Regions from separate parts of the Mus musculus genome. Here region 1 is linked to region 2. The links are chromatin loops, found by intact Hi-C in ENCODE. Cell type or tissue: heart. All regions are shown on one strand.

Region 1 (8,000 bases), 470 kb after region 2:
CCTACTATTCAGAGAGGCATGTTGGTCTCTGAGTTCAAGCCTGGACTACGATCCCTCACAGAATTAATTTCCTGGAAGAAAAAAAAAAATCAATGCTTGTCCCTCGGTGCCAGACATTAAAGTCCTCAGGATTGGCGGTGGCGGGCTGTTTTGACAGGGATGAGAATGGAGACACCCAAGAGACTGCTGGAAGCTCAGTCAAAATGCCTCATTTCCTGACACCCGCGTCGCTGAGCACACTGTCATTGAGTCAGGACACGCAGCCACCCGCCCCTGCAGCCATTCATCCCTCCCCACCCCCACCCTCCCACATTTCATTTGCGAGCCCCTCGGTGTGCAGCTCGGCTCGTGGCGGCTGCGGCGGCAGAGCAGAAACCCCAAATGATCTATTTATGGGGCCGTCCTTCCGTGTTGCTTGCATATTGTAATTAAGAGATAATGTCAGTGGAATAGAACGTTGTCACCCAGTAACGGCCTCCCGCCGCCTCGGAAATGTCACGGCAAAGTCACAGATATATCAAGCGTAAAACTGACGTTTGTTTTCAGAGCAGGGAACGCGGATCCTGGGACAGCGATACAGCTGCGGCTTCATTTCTGTCTTGGGGGTGATGAATGCCAGTGGATGGTCGGGCCCACAGGAGGAGGGGTTCTTGTCTGTTGCGGAGACCAACTGGGCCTGTGCTTTGCTTGACAGATGGAGGATAAGGCTGCCCTCTGGGTCCCATAATCTGCTGTAGCCACCAAGGTGGCCCGGGTGCCCTGGCTCCCGGCTGGGCAGTGTGTTTTCTGCAGCCCAAGCTGGCTGCCAGCTGGCCGGGTTCCCCTTCCTGTCACCATGTTGTCTCTGGAGAGCTAAGCTGCTGCTGGGGTGGCATGTCCTTGGACAACCTCAGTTTCCGAGTCACTCCCCCAGAGCCACAAGGGCCTTAGGAGGAGGACAGCAGTGACTTTGTGACTGGGGTGTCTACACTGTGGAGTGGCCTGGTGGGACCACTCCCCTGGCTGATGGTGTATCTGACATAGCCCAGCCCCCAACACATTTATTTATTTATTTATTTATTTATTTATTTATCATATGTGAGTATACTGTAGCTGTTGTCAGACACTCCAGAAGAGGGCGTCAGATCTCCTGATGGATGGATGGTTGGGAGCCACCATGTGGTTACCGGGATTTGAACTCAGGACCTTTGGAAGAACAGTCAGTGCTCTTACCCGCTGAGCCATCTCTCCAACCCTCCCCATTGTCCACACCCTTGCACATCAACCTGCTAGCTCTGTCCCCACAGCCCCTGCCAGTCAGACCTTCAACCCATCCCTTTTTCTTGGGACATCCATCCATTTCCCCATACACCCCCTCCAGGCTGGCCTCCCTGATTCTACTGTGGCCACTCCTCTTAAGCACCCATGAAAAGTCTCCCCAAAAGACTCAACCCCGGGCTCTCCTACCTCCAAGCCTCTGTCCTAATCCCTGCCATAGTCGTCGTGACTCCCCCTACCCCCACTCCCACTCCTCTCCCTCCTCTTTTGCACTGCTGGGTATGGAACCTAGGGCCTTGTGCATGCTAGGTAACCACTCTGCCCGTGATGGACCCATGGGGACCAGGCTGGTGGCGGAGCAGAGCACAGAGTGATTGCTTCCTGGGTGTATGTTGGAATAGCTGGATGAAGGAACGGCGGACAGTGACAACTGTATAATCTGTGTCTGTCACTGACTGGCAAGCGGCGCCATAGAACAAGTTGCCTCAGATCCCAGTGACCGAGATATATTTAGCTCCTGCTTCTGCAGGCCAGCGAGGGAGGCTGGGATTGCCCAGAGGGTTCTCTGTCTCAGATGGCATCAAGCATAGGTCCTCAGAGTGCTCTGAGGCCAGATGCACCTTATTAAAGGGGGACTAAGTGTTTACCAGCCTGAGGGCTTTCAACGGTCATGATCCTGATACACACCGGGCTGGGGGGGTGGGGGTGGGGTCAGCTCCATAGTGCGAGCAGACTTAAACTGTAAGCATTAAGTGGCTCCTGCCACTGAGTCTCCCGTCTGGTACTTACCAAGCAGCTGCCCTGGGCCCTGCCATGGGTACTGGGAAGAGCATGCAGTGTACAGAGCAGCCATGTTCCCATGAGGTCACATTTGAGCAAGGAGGACCGCCTTATGGTGTAGTCTAGGTGTGTGGTATGCATACCCAGTGGCTACATTCTTGCCCAGTTCAGGTATTGACTGAGTCAACATAAGAGTGGTCACAGGGCTTGGGGGATGGCTCAGCAGTGGCAGCCTGCTATGGACCCAACTCTTCACCCATAACATGGTGAGCTTCCCACCCCATTATCTAGGGGTACAGTCTGGATATAGGAGCAATGAGTGCTATGTTTGTGTGGTCCTTAAGAGACCCTGTATAGTCTCACCTGTGCAACATACACACCATGGGCCCATGCACATATCCTTGGGGGATGAGAGGCAGGCGACAAAGCCAGCCTGGCCAGAGAGAGATGGTGATGGTGATGGTGATGGTGATGGTGATGATGATGAGGAATGGTTCAGGCCACTACGTGTGGGGCTCTTTTGTTATGCAGCACTTTGAGGGAGTAGCTGACTGATACAGCCTGTGGCTTGGTAAATGCTCTCAGTGGTCCCATTTTACAGTGAAGAGATCTGTGGCCTAAATCCATGAGAAAGGTGACCAAAAGCCCTCAGGTGGAACCCAGCCACACTGACAGGGCTCTGACCCAGGCAAGGCCCCAAGCCTACCCCATGACTGGATACAGGGTGCCACCTCCTCACACCCATACACTAAAAGTGGAAGAGAGAGGCCATCCAGCCTTGTTTTAAGGGTCCTGAAACAATGCTGTGTTCATCTGCCCAGCCACTAAGGGACCTCATATAGTCTCCACCTGCATCATAGTGCACAGGACACATACACTCCGGCCTCAGAGCTTGTCTGAGGGATGAGAAGCTGGTAGAGATGGGGGTTGGAGGGGGGAGGAAGAGAACTGTCACCAGCAGCAGACCTCAGCCCGAGGCACACCACAGAAGCTCTGTAATCCTCTGCAAAGTCCCCCTGGCCATGCAGAGCTCCCGGCCTCCCACGCTTGCTCCACGGCTTGGAGAAGATCATATGTGATTTATTCCTGGCGCCGGCGCCGTGAGGTACTCTGCCGGAACAATGAGTTACGAGGCCATTTATCTTGTTGGCAGCTTCTGATAAAACAGGCAGTCTGGACAGACGGGGCCGTTAACGCACGCGGCAACCGAGCTGATCATTTAGAGAGCTGGAGACCTTGAAACTGACTTTGATTGAAGGGGTTTGCAAGCCAGGAGCTTGCGGGCTTGGGTTGAGGGGAGACCCCCCACCTCTGGGGGGAAAATGTGGTGTCACATTGCATAGCTCTAATTGTCCCCACAGACTTTCTGAGTGTGACTTCATACAAGCTAGGTCTCCAGCCTTGCATCCTACCCTGTGTATTAGTCAGCACTAGTAGGGGAAAGGCTGTGGTAACAAAGAGTTCCACGGTTAAAGGCTAGAAAGCAGCAAGGTAACGGTTCACTTGAGTTCTCCGTGTGCTGCGGTCACCTGGGGTTGACTTGAATCATGTCCCTCTCTCCGCGACCCAGACTGACAGCATTATTCTGTGGGCTGCTGGCTGAGCCTAGAGAGAAGCTGTATCTTCTGCAGCTCACACTCATAATTGTGTGTGTGTGTGTGTGTATGTGCATGTATGTGTGTGTGCATGTGCTATGTGTAGGATATGTATTTATGTATACCTGTGTTTAGGTGTATGTATGTTAGTGTGTGTGTATGTGTGTATGTATGTGTATACATATGTGTATGGTATATATGGTATATATGTGTATGATATGTGTATCTATGTGTATGCACTAGTCTGTATATTTGTGTATGTATGTATATGTATGTATGTGTATGTATGTGAGTGTTGTATATGTGTGCATATCTGTATGTTTGTATATGTATATATGTACATGTATGTGTGTGAGTTTATATATGCATGTGAATATGTGTCTATGTGTATATATCTGTGTATTTGTAAATGTATATGTGTATATGTATGTATGTGATTCTGTATATGTGTATATGCATATGTGTATATGTTATATGTATGTGAGGATGTGTAAGTATCTGTGTATGTGTATATATATGTATATGTATGTATATGCATATGTATGTTTGTGTCTGTATATATGTGTGCACATATGTGAATGTATATGTATGTACATGTATATATATGACTATATATGTGTATATGCATATGTATGTGCACATGAATATATATGTGAGTATGTGTATGTACGTATGTATATATGTATGTTGTGTATGTGCATGTATGCATGTGTGTGTGGTGTGAATGGAGACACTGGGTGTCTTTCTCAATCACTCTCCACCTTTTTTTTTTTAAGATTTATTTATTATTATACATAAGTACACTGTAGCTGTCTTCAGACACACCAGAAGAGGACATCAGATCTCATTACAGATGGTGGTAAGCCATCATGTGATTGCTGGGATTTGAACTCAGGACTTTTGGAAGAGCAGTCAGTGCTCTTACCCACTGAGCCATCTCGCCAGCCCACCTCTTTATTTTTTGAGACAGGGTCTCTCATTGAACCTGGAGCTTGCTGATTCAGCTAGACTGGCAGCCAGCAAGTCCCAAGAGCCACCTGTCTCTGTCCCCAGCACTGAAGCTGCACATACACGCCTGGCTCTTTACATGGGTTCTGGAGATCTGAACTTAGGTCCTCAGGGTTGCATGAGACACTTCATTACTGACTAAAAGGTGTCCCCAGCCCTCCTCACAATTTTCCTGAGCACCTACTGTGTGTTGGAACTCTATTAGGTCCAGTCTGATCAGTGGCTCAGCCCAAGTCTGATGGGGCAAACAGTGGTATCACTCTTTATGGTTTTGTGTCTGTGTGTCTGTGTGTGTCTGTGGCTGTGTGTGGCTGTGTGTGTTGCTAGGTGGAGCCCATGGCTTTGTGCTTACCAGGCCAGCACTGTGCCACTAAGTTAGCCATGTCTCTAAGCACATGATGCCAGTGTTCTTGTGGGGCTCCTCTCGCCAACTCCTATCTATAAGTCTTTGCTGGTCAGTCTCATGGCCATGCCTGACCTGTGCCAGTGTGGGCCGGGGGAAGTCCTAGTAGGTGGCTGTCAGCTGGCAAACCAACAGTTGCTAAGAGAGAATCCATCTCTCCCGAGCTGCCTCCCAGCCAGGGCTAATCCATTCATCTGGCTTTGTCACGTCCCTCCATCTGCTGGGGAGAGAGCCAAGCCAGGCATGAAGAGCTGAGAGCCTGGGGCTTCTTATCCAGCTGTACAGCCAGCATCTTCCCCAGCGCCTGGCACACAGCAAGGCTCGATATAAGGTGCTGTGACTGTCAATGACTCACATTTGCCTGGAGACCTTCGGCAGTGAGATACTGAGCCAGACAGGACTCCTGACAAAGTGCTCACTGACTGTCAGGCTCCGTGTCAGACTCCTCCCACTACAGACCACGCTTGGGAAGATGCTTACACCTTTACCCAAAGGCTCCTCCCCCCCAGCCCCGCCCCCCCGCTCCTGCATCCGGTCCTCTCTCTCTCCTCTCCTTACAGATGGCACTCAACCATATCTTGAGTTTTATTTCTTTTTGCCAGACAGATATTTGAAGTTTCTAAAAGACAATATCCCTATATCTACATCCTGTGTCTTTTGACAAGTTCAGTGTCTGGGGCAAAGAACCCCTGGTTAAAGCAAACAAGTTTATTCCCCTCTGACACGGGATTCCCACGGGGCAGCTAGACCAGGGACAGTGCAGATCTGTCCTGCTGTTGTTTGGGTACCTGGGTGCCTCTATGTGACACTTCTGTCATCTCTGGGATGAACTCATTCCCCATAGAGTGGAAGCAACCTGGGATGGGGGAGATGAGGGCCCAGGGTTTGTTCGTGGAGGAGGTTGCACCCAGCAGGGGGTAGAGACAGGTCTGTCCGTGTCTGGGTGTCACCAGTGTCCCCCACCCCACCCTGATGGCCAGCACAGCTGGGCTCCCAAGGAACAGGGACTGATTCCAGGTTGGATCCAAAAAGCAGGAAAGATTGCCACACCCCAGGGATAGAGGAGGGGCTGGGTGGGAGGCAGGCCTGGAGACTCATGTGCCATGCTGGGGGTGGGAGGGAGAGACCTAGAATATGTCCCCAAGGCTACTGGACAGGCAATTGGTTCTATGGTTTGGACCCCAGGCATCTCAGGGAACCCAGAGACCAACAGTGTTCCTGGGATATTTGATGTGGACTCCTGATGTGTAGGAATGCCCAAACCAAGGCTGAAGCCGAATTGTCCTCCACTCTAGAGGACGCGAGTCTGTGATTGGTGCTGTTAGTGGGGAAAAAAAACGCAATTCAGGCCTGGTTTTGTGGTCTGCATGTATAACCAGCTTTATTGTATAAGGCAGCAGGGGCTCAGAGAGGTCAAGTCACTGCCCTATAGGCACACAGTATGGTCGTTCTAAATAAAACTGGGATTTAGAATGGGCCTGTGTATCCAGCTGACTGACGCCAGGGAAGTGCTGCTGGATGTGTGGTCCTTGCTTTGTGCATGTATATGGAGAGGCTGGACACAAGGTCAGAAGGAGAACCAGGGTGGTGGAGAGTTCTGGATGGCCAAGGAGACAGATGACTGTGAGTATCAATTACATAGGCCTGCCAGCCAGTTTACGAGGTCTGTCAGAGCAGTTCAGCAGAATTTTCTGGAAAGTTCTAGATGTCTTTTAAGGGCTTCTCTAGAAGTCTCTAGAAGGGCTCTCGTCTGTCCATGGGTATTTCAGAAGCAAGGATCTTGTTTCCTAAATCCGACTCTCTACCCAGGGCTGGGCTGGAAGCAGCCGCTGAGTTTCTGGAGACACCTGCCTGGGACACAGAGGGAAAAAGGACACAGGGCAGCCATTTAGTCCATGTGAGCCATGTGGGCCAGGACAGCCATTTACCTCCCTGAGCCTTGGCACCCTCCCTCGACTTGAGGGTAGTGGGGACCACAGTACTACAGGGGTACTTCAGAGAGAGATAGAGGAGGGAAGGGGGGAAGAGGAGGAGGAGGAGGAGGAGGCCCATCATCAAGACTCAGCCTGGCCGGGCAGTGGTAGCACATGCCTTTAATCCCAGCACTTGGGAGGAGAGGCAGGCAGATTTCTGGGTTCGAGGCCAGCCTGGTCTACAGAGTGAGTTCCAGGACAGCCTGGGCTGCACAGAGAAACCCTGTCTCAAAAAACAAAAAACAACAAAAAAACAAAACAAAACAAAACAAAACAAACAAAACGACTCAGCCTGACCTGCATGCATTTTCCTGCAAAAGTCAATTTGAAGTCACCCTCAAAGAGAAGTCAGTGGCTCCCTGCCTGCCCCCTGTCCATGGTAGCACCGGTCCTCCTCTGTCCCCATGGAGCCTCACAAAGGGCTAGTTCACACATCACTGGCTTGTGCAACACGGGATTTGCACCCTTCACCTCCCACGGTGGTAGAGTTTACCCATTCAGTAGCAGCCGTTGTACTCTGAGGGCGGCACCCAGCCATTGGGGAGCTCGGCTGGTATGCCATTCATTCTGCAGGAGCAGGACTTGGGGTTGTTTGTTTGGATTTTGGGCTCTCATGTACTGCATGGCTGTATTTCTCTAGAGACCACCGACTTATAGGTTTGGATCATTCTTACTTACGACACTAACCTGCCCAGCTCTGGTGTCCCCAGAAATCCCTGGTGGGAATGTTGTCTCTGGCTGAGCCTCAGTAGCCCAGAGTGAAACCTTGGGGCTTCGGAGGACACTGCACAGAGAGCCCTGCTAGAGAGGCAGAGAACACACAGCTCCGTGCCGAAGTTAGCATCCCCAGATGGGCAGCAGCGTCCCCTGGGGAAGTGTTAGCGGTGCTCGTGGGCCTTGCGTGACTCTGACCCTGGGATTCCCTCAGCCCTCTGAGGGGCTCTGAACACACTCAGCGTGAAGCTGTGCACTCACACTTAGCAC
Region 2 (8,000 bases):
ACAGCTTGAAGGCATCCCTGGCAGGCAAGGCCAGGAAGGAATGACTGTTCCCGTCACCCAGAGGAAGACGTTGTGACTCGAGGGCATCCTGCTTGCTCAAGGTCACAGATCTGCTTATAAAATATTCCCTGGGGAAAGAGCCTACACCGTCCAACTGCTGAATAAATATTGCTTTGGGGACATATTCATTACTACTTATTTTAATGAGACACTGGGTATACTTTCTACTCAAATTCTGCTTCTTCCAGTATGCATTGTGGAAGAGACTTTTAAAAATAATATAAAAAGACTCTGGATCATTCTTGACCCAAAATGCCCCGACTCTTTTCCTAAGCAAGTGGACAAGGGTAGGGGACATACTTTCTCAAAGACTCAACCTTATCATCAAAGCTATGATTGAGGGCCAGTGAAATGGTTCCGCCAGAAAAGGGGCTTGCTGTCAAACCTGATGACCTGAGTTCAATCCCCGGATCCATATGATATAAAGAGAGAGTCATGGGTCATCCTCTGACCTCTACACATACCCTATAGCATTTACAACAACATCCACCACCACACCTCCCCCTCCCAAAAAAAAAAAAAAGCAAATGAATAAGTGTAAAAGCAGGATTTTTATTCTTACACTCCCTCCTGTAAGAGATGTTAATGAGGTAGGCAAATTACTTGTCTGGCTCCTTTTGCCTCTGCCTCAGAACAAGAAGATGCTAGAGAAAGATGTGGTGAGTGGATGGGTGGATGTATTCACGGCTTAAATAATGGACCATCTGATTAGACTCTTCTTGATTTATAATGCCTGGGAGTTCACCCCAGTGTCTTCTCTGCTGATGCTCTCCTCAGCTGAGTGCTGGCTCTCCTAAGCACTCGTCTTGTAAGCACTTTAATGTGTTTTGGTTTTGGTTTCTTTTACATTATTTTATTTATTTCATTCCAGGCATTATCCCCCTTCCAGTCCCCCCTCCCACAGTTCCTCATCCCATTCCTCCTCCCCTTTGCCTCCTCTCGGGACTTAATAGGGGTGGCCTTAGCCAAAATGTCCAACATTGGAGAGAGGGAATTGGAAGTTTCTACCTCCAGTAGATAGGCAGGGCCTCAAGTGGAGGGATGGGGTCACTAATGCACAGTCAAAATTTCTGACCCAGAATTGTTCCTACCTAAAAGAACTTCAGGGACAAAAACGAAGAAGAGACCAAAGGAAAGGCAGTCCAAATGACTCGCCCAACTTGAGATCCATCTCATGGTGGGGTGGAGGGGAGCGCACCAAGGCCTGACACTATTACTGATGCCATGTTGTGCTTACAGACAGGAGCCTGGCAAGGCTGTCCTCTGAGAGGCCCTACGAGCAGCTGACTGAGACAAGCGCAGATACTTAACACCCAACCACTGGACTGAAGTCGGGGATTCCTATGGTTGAATTAGGGGAAGGATTGAAGAAGCTGAAGGAGAGGGTGAGCCATAAGAAGACCAGCAGTCTCAGTTAACATGGACCCCAGGGAGCTCCCAGAGACTGAGCCACCAACCAGGAGCATACAAGGGCCAGTCCGAGGCCCCTGGCACATATGTAGCAGAGGTCTGTTTGGTGACCTCAGTGGGAGAGGATGCATTTTAACATGTTTTAAAGCCTTTTGTGAAATCAGGGACTAAGATCTTTCATTCTTTGAGATTTAGACCATGTTGCTACCATTTCCTTTGCCCTACGTGTCTAAACTGAAGAAATCCACCCATTCCAACAATCCCAATCAGCCACGAGGTCATAGGAATCCCCGGGCTTTGGCTTCCAAACTTCCTACCCTGGTTTTTTTCTAGTCTTTCCAGACTTCCTGGCAAGAGTTAGCATACGCTCTGTAAAAATACAAATCATACTGAGGGTATGAATATCTAATTTACCTCTTTAATGCTCTGGGTTTCTCCTTCCACTCTATGGGTTTCTTACACAAACTCTGTGAGATTGGATTTAAGGTCTGCTCGCCAAGATGGAATTCATTTCTGGCACTGTTAGCAGAGCCAAGAACCCATGGCTAACTAGGTCATGTGCCTTACACACAGTAGCATATTATGTAACTTTTAGTAACATAGTAGCATATTATATAACTATTAGTAGCATAGTAGCACATTATGTAACTATTAGCAACATAATAGCACATTATGTAGTAGGAAAGAACCTACTCCTATTATTCCACTAAATGGATGTAGTATTAAACTGCCCCCCTACCTTTTCAGCTTCATACCCACAGATCAATGCATCTCTCCACCCTCATCAGACAAGCTTCCTTTTGTAGACAGAGAGTGAGTAACCCAGAGACCCAAAACTGGTCAATGAGCTGAGAATCAGTGACTGGTGAGTTGCTCAGCCATGAGTCATCTATGTAACGTTCCCTCCCGCAAGGATCAGGGATCATGGTGGAGCAGGAGACATCCAAACTGTAAGGGCCGGAGGCACTGGGTGAGTACAGTGAACAGGTATTCTCCCACTGCACAGATCAACTAACTCAGTGGCTAGGAAAGCACATGCAAGACCTGTACAAGCTCACAACAGACGAAATCCCAGGATGGATGGGGATGGGGAGGGGGAGCAATGAGGTCTCATTGCTCACTGAGGAGCTGTTGGCAATCTCTGATTGCTAAGGGAAGACAAGCCAGTTCCCTTCAGGCATACAGCCCATGTTCCAATAGATAGTCCCACACCCGTGCACACAGGGCAAACACTGAGCAGACTTAGTGGTGTTTAGATGGGGGTGGGGAGGAGACTTGAAGTAGGGAGAGAAAAGGAGAGAGAGAATGGGTTGGAGTTGGAGGGAAGGAGATGGATTTAATCAAACCACACTATATGCATGTATGAAATTCTCAAAATATGAAAAAGTAAGATGTCTGTGAGTTTTCTAATATAGAATATTCTGTCTAGCTCCTGCCTAGGTGACAGAGAGGACAGTACTGACCACTGATCACACTGAGAGGAGAGCAGAGTAAATCAATGTCAAAGGCAATCCCCATATCACCAAGCAGGTCCACACATTCTCGACATGCAGAGGTAAGAGGATGTAATATATGAAGATAAATACAGGTACCTGAGTGTGAGCATTAAGGTAAATGTCTGTGGCTAAAACCAAATACATGTGTGTCTGTGGAAAAATAAAGTGTGTCCCAGCCACTGTTCTAAGAAGATAATGTATATAATGTACTTAAATCAACTCTGAAGATTCATTTTATTATGTGTAATATGTCTGTGTATACCATATGCATGCAATGCCCAAACTGGCCAGAAGGGGGAGACAGACCCCCTGGAGCTAGAGTAACAGGCAGTTATAAGCTGCCCAGTGCAGGTGCTGGGAATTGAACCTGGGTCCTCTGAGGGAGCAGCAAGCACTCCTAACCACTGAGGTATCTATCCAGCCCCCCCACCCCCACCCCCGAGTCAACTCTTGATAAAAACAAGGCCCTTACCCCTTTGGCTTTCTTCCATCCAGGAAAACAGAGGAACAGTTAGAGACACAACAGCCCTTCTGTGATTATGAGACTATGCAAATAAAGAAAGGGCCCAGAACGTCCCGAGAAGGTGGCCCCAGTGAAATAAAGCCACTGAAGCAAGACCAGCAGATGCTGTCACTAGGCGGAACCTCAAATTAGCTGCTTGGTTTTGATTCCCAAAACACTGAGAAAATGGTAAGTACTAGCTAGTTACAAACTCTGTAAAGCTTAGGTCCAAATGATAAAAAGAATTTAGGGCCAATGAGACATTAGCACCTGAAACGGACACAAGCTAAAGAATGACGGCATAGGCAATAGAGACACGGAGCACCAGAAGACCCCGAGGGACAACGGGGACCATGGACATGACGGGAACATCAACTTCAAGTTTCTGAACTGACAGCTTCTTTATACCAAAATGGAATTTCCTTAATGAACAAAATGCGTGTTAGAATCCGTCTTTCGATTCGGCAAGGATACGGCCGTATTCTGACAGCAGACATCCGCTGCACTTCGCTGTTGTGTCTGTAAATGCTCCCAACTTCCAAAGTCTGGTGACAGCTTCTCTTCTTGGTGGGTCCCCTGTCAGTTTTAACCACCCACTCAGAGAAGCACATCCTCTCTAGAGTTTCTTCTTTTGAATGTACCAAGCATCAGAGGCCCCAGTGTCTTACCTTCTGCCTTTGAAATCATCCCTCTGCCGCAGATCTGCCTGCTTGGCAGCCAGCACAAGAGGTTACATCTGTCTCCCACCTGTACCTCAGCTGACCTCCATCTCTACATAGCCATCCTTGGGATGGGCGGCATGCTTTTGTTTTTGTATCCTTTTCCTAAGATGAAAGGATGGCTTTTCAATCGCCATAGACTCTTGCAGTGTTTTATGAGAATCCTTGATTGTGGACAGCCTTGTTCGTGGGTTCTTAAAGTACGGCTCCTGGTCCCCATGGTGGGAGGGGGCAGTCACATAACCGGAGGGCGATGGAGCCAAACCTCTGACAAGTTTTTAAAATAGTTCAGCAACTAGTCCAAAAGTAAATGTATAGTGAACAAATGTGCTCCTAGCAGGCAGTGCTCGCCCGTGTTGTGTCTTGACACATCACTGAAGCCTTGCAAACACACACAAGTGCACATTTTGCATGAGGCATGCAACGCCAATAGGAACAAATGGTTTGATGACAGAGAACAAAGGCTTTTAACACTTTCCTACTGCCTTTCCTTAGAGTCTGACCACAGAGTTAGTTTACCATTGGATTGGCTTGTGCTAGGAAGTATGAGTTCAAAATCTGCTGTTTGAGTTACTTCCTAAGATACTAAGTGGGTTTTTAGCTTGGAATTAGGACAAAATCTCTGACAATTCCTAAAAATGACTTTTAACATTGTGCACAAAGCATTGACACAAAGCTTGTTCTTGGCGTTAACAATTATAAAATCAAAATATTGATCAAGTCTGAAAAGCATTGAAGATGCTCTTTATCCTTCAGTGTCAAAGACTCGGCCACGGTTTAATTCTGTATGTGTGTGCACGTGCCTGCGCACGGGTGCCCACGTGCTCATGTGTGCCAGAGCCAGAGACCCATATTTTTTTGTCTTCCTCTATAATTATTTATTTTGGGGGACCGGTCTCTCATTGAACCTAGAATTTACTAATTCTTCCTGACTAGCTGGCCAGTGAACTCCAGGAATTCCCCTGCCTCCGCCTCTTCAGTGCTAGCATTGCAAGTATGCCCCACCACATCTAGCTTTTCCCTGGGTACTGGGAGTGAAAAGTCCTCATGCCTGCACATTGGACACTTTACTCATGAGCCATCTCTCCAAAATATAATTGTTTATTTGAAAATAAACAATCACATCCCAAATTTACCTTTATCTTTAATAAATTGTGACGATACATACATGCCAAAGAACTGTTGCAAGGTAAATTTCTTGGATGGATATTTCTTCTTTTCAGTTAACATTTGATTTGCAGACCTCTCTTACAGAGCCAATAACTGGGGTCACATAAAAGTTTCTTGGGCCAAAGGGGTCGCAAGTGAGAAAAACTTAAGCAGCCTTGGCTAGAACCACTTGGTCAGCCTTTTGCCTCCAACCAAAATGTCATATCCACTATTTTGCCATCACCCCTTTCTGGGTATAATTTGTATATAAAAGACGCTCCCCTTTTACAGATGGCATCAGCTTAATGCTTTTTAACGGGTATAAGCACCCAGGTAAGGACTAGGACACCTGAATGGCCCAATGTTTTTATGGTTTCTGTGTCCACAGATCTGGATCCAGCCAGTCATGGATTAAAAAAAAAAATTTTTTTTAATTGCCAAGCCAAGCATGACGTCACATGCCTCTTTTGGAAGGTGGAGTCAGGTAGATTTCTGTAAGTTCCAAACCAGTCTGGTCTATACAGCAAGTTCCAAGCTGGCCAGGACTACACAATAAGAAAAAAAAAAAAAAGCCAAGTCTGTCATCTCAGCCACTCAGGGAGCTGAAGCAGGAGGATCACAAATTTGAGCACTGACTGGATTACAGAGTAAGACCAACACCAGCCTTGGCAATGTGGTGAGATCCCGTCTCAAAATAGGACTGGAAACAAAACTCAATAAATAATAATTGAAAGTGCACCTATATCAAACATGCACAGAGCTCTCTCTTATGGTTGAATCCCCCTGGGCCAGGCCTGAATTGATGCCTACAAGATGTTTGTCCAACATTTATGAGGTGTTGTTGAATGGCTACTCCACAGTTGAGGGAAATCCGCGAGTTCCCTAAAGAGTATTCAGTGTGTGGATGCTGCCACTGGCCGGTGAGGAGCCCCACACAAATTTTAAGATGGTGCCTCTTCCAGTCTTGAAAAGTTGGCTGTAATGGGTTTTTTGTTTTTTTTTTTTTTAAGAGAGCAAGGTCCTTCTGTCTACAATACAGCTGACCTAGTGAATCCCCAAATCAATGTCAAAGAGTGTGATTGGCATTGCCCACAGCACAACCTTCTCAGACTTACATGCACCCCTGAGCGTGTTCAAGCCCCAGTAGGCTGAAAAGCCACTCAACAGGAACACAGCCTGACCCTGCCCAGCCCGGGCTGAATCTGAATACACACTCCCCTCCCCCGGATTCTCACATGAGGACCTGCCGATCACTGCCTGTCTTAGGGTTACTATTGTTGCCATAAAACACTCTTACCAAAATAAACTTTATGAAGAAGGGCTTTGGCTTATATATACTGAATCGCAGTCTACTGAAGGATGCAGAGACAGGAACTCAAACCGAACAGGAACCTGGAGGCAGGAGCTGATATAGAGGCCTTGGAAGGGTGCTGCTTACTGTCTTGATCCCAATGGTTTGTTCAGCCTGCTTCCTTCTAGAACCCATGACCACTAGCCCAGGTCTGACACTACCCACAATGCCCTAGGCCCTCCGCCATCAATCACCAGTTAAGAAAATACCCTATATATTTGCCTCCAGCATTTTCTCATCTGAAGGTCCCTCCTCTCAGATGACACTGCCTTGTGTCAAGTTGGCATAAGAACTAGCGAGGACAGTGGCCCTGCCATCTATGACACCTCTGTACACTCAAATTCTGACGCCAAATGTGAAATGCCAATCAAAGTAACTGACAAGGCAGCTGAGGAAGAAGGATGTGTCTACTCCAAGGTCGAACCATTACCCAAACATCAAGGCAACCAACCCTACAGAGAAATGAGATGGTGGCATCAGGAGGAAGTGAGCTGAGTGTGGGCGGGGCTCGAGTGAAGAGCAGGGCATACTGGGCGGCAGGGTAGGACAGCTGAGATGTCCTTTAATGGCTGGCTTTGGTTTTCCACCAACAGACTGCAACACACAAGCCCACTCAGGGCAGAGGGCACAACTGGGTCTGAATTCCAGCTTCACCACCACCCGGTATAGCGGTAGTTTGGCTAAACCACCTTGTGCTCCCGGCGGGGGGCGCTCCCAGCCACCCACCAGAGCCCTTTGGATTCCCAATTGAAAGCCGCGCACGCACACGCACGCAACGCCAGTTAATTTTCATATGCCTTGACTAGCTCAAAGGCTGGGCAGTTCTTATCCTTCCTGCTGCTAGCAAACACTCCCTTCTGGTACTTCTATATTTCATCTCTGCTACCCCAAGCACAATTGGGCAAGTGGCCGGTGTGGCCACTTTCCCTGATTCTCACAGGTCAGCGGGCCTTTAGGTTTGTTTTTTCTTCTTCCCCCGTCAGTTCCTAGCCCATGCAAAATCTCAAAGTCCCACCTCAGTCTACCTGCCTAGTCATTGGCCATTGGCTCTTTATTGATCACTCAAAAACTAATTGGAGACAAGGACTTTCAACGTCTGGACAAAAAGATTCCCAATTTGTGGGGCCAGATTAATTCAAAGCATTAGAACCAATCCCCAACAACCAGGGAATGGGAAGATTGGAGCAAGGCTACAGAAAGACCACCCTTCCCCTCACCCACTGTCAGAGCCCAGGCTGCCTTCTGTCCATTTCCACAGAAAAAGTCTATTTGTTCATGGTGACCAGTGAACTTCCAGAACCAGGAGAATGTAC

What was found. A loop is a pair of places that touch in the nucleus more often than their neighbours do. Peaks named below come from ENCODE experiments on the same cell type or tissue, not always from the same donor. Only the 100,000 strongest peaks of a DNase experiment are listed, where the experiment ranks them.
Region 1: it touches region 2 in a loop (29-fold over the local background); 3 of 42 quality-filtered maps call a loop at or near these places.

What each region holds. Positions count from the first base shown.
Region 1 is chr5:125,260,063-125,268,062 of GRCm38, reverse strand. No RefSeq gene overlaps it. Among named protein-coding and RNA genes, the nearest start is that of Gm32585, 12 kb to the right of the region's middle. In heart, a CTCF peak has its summit at 1,715; DNase peaks (open chromatin) are centred at 812, 1,712 and 3,142; H3K4me3 peaks cover 565 bases; H3K27ac peaks cover 2,861 bases; H3K27me3 peaks cover 596 bases.
Region 2 is chr5:125,729,262-125,737,261 of GRCm38, reverse strand. The region is part of intron 4 of Tmem132b (transmembrane protein 132B); the gene reads right to left. Among named protein-coding and RNA genes, the nearest start is that of Gm32811, 31 kb to the left of the region's middle. In heart, a CTCF peak has its summit at 3,255 (motif pointing right); no DNase peak of the experiment used is centred here.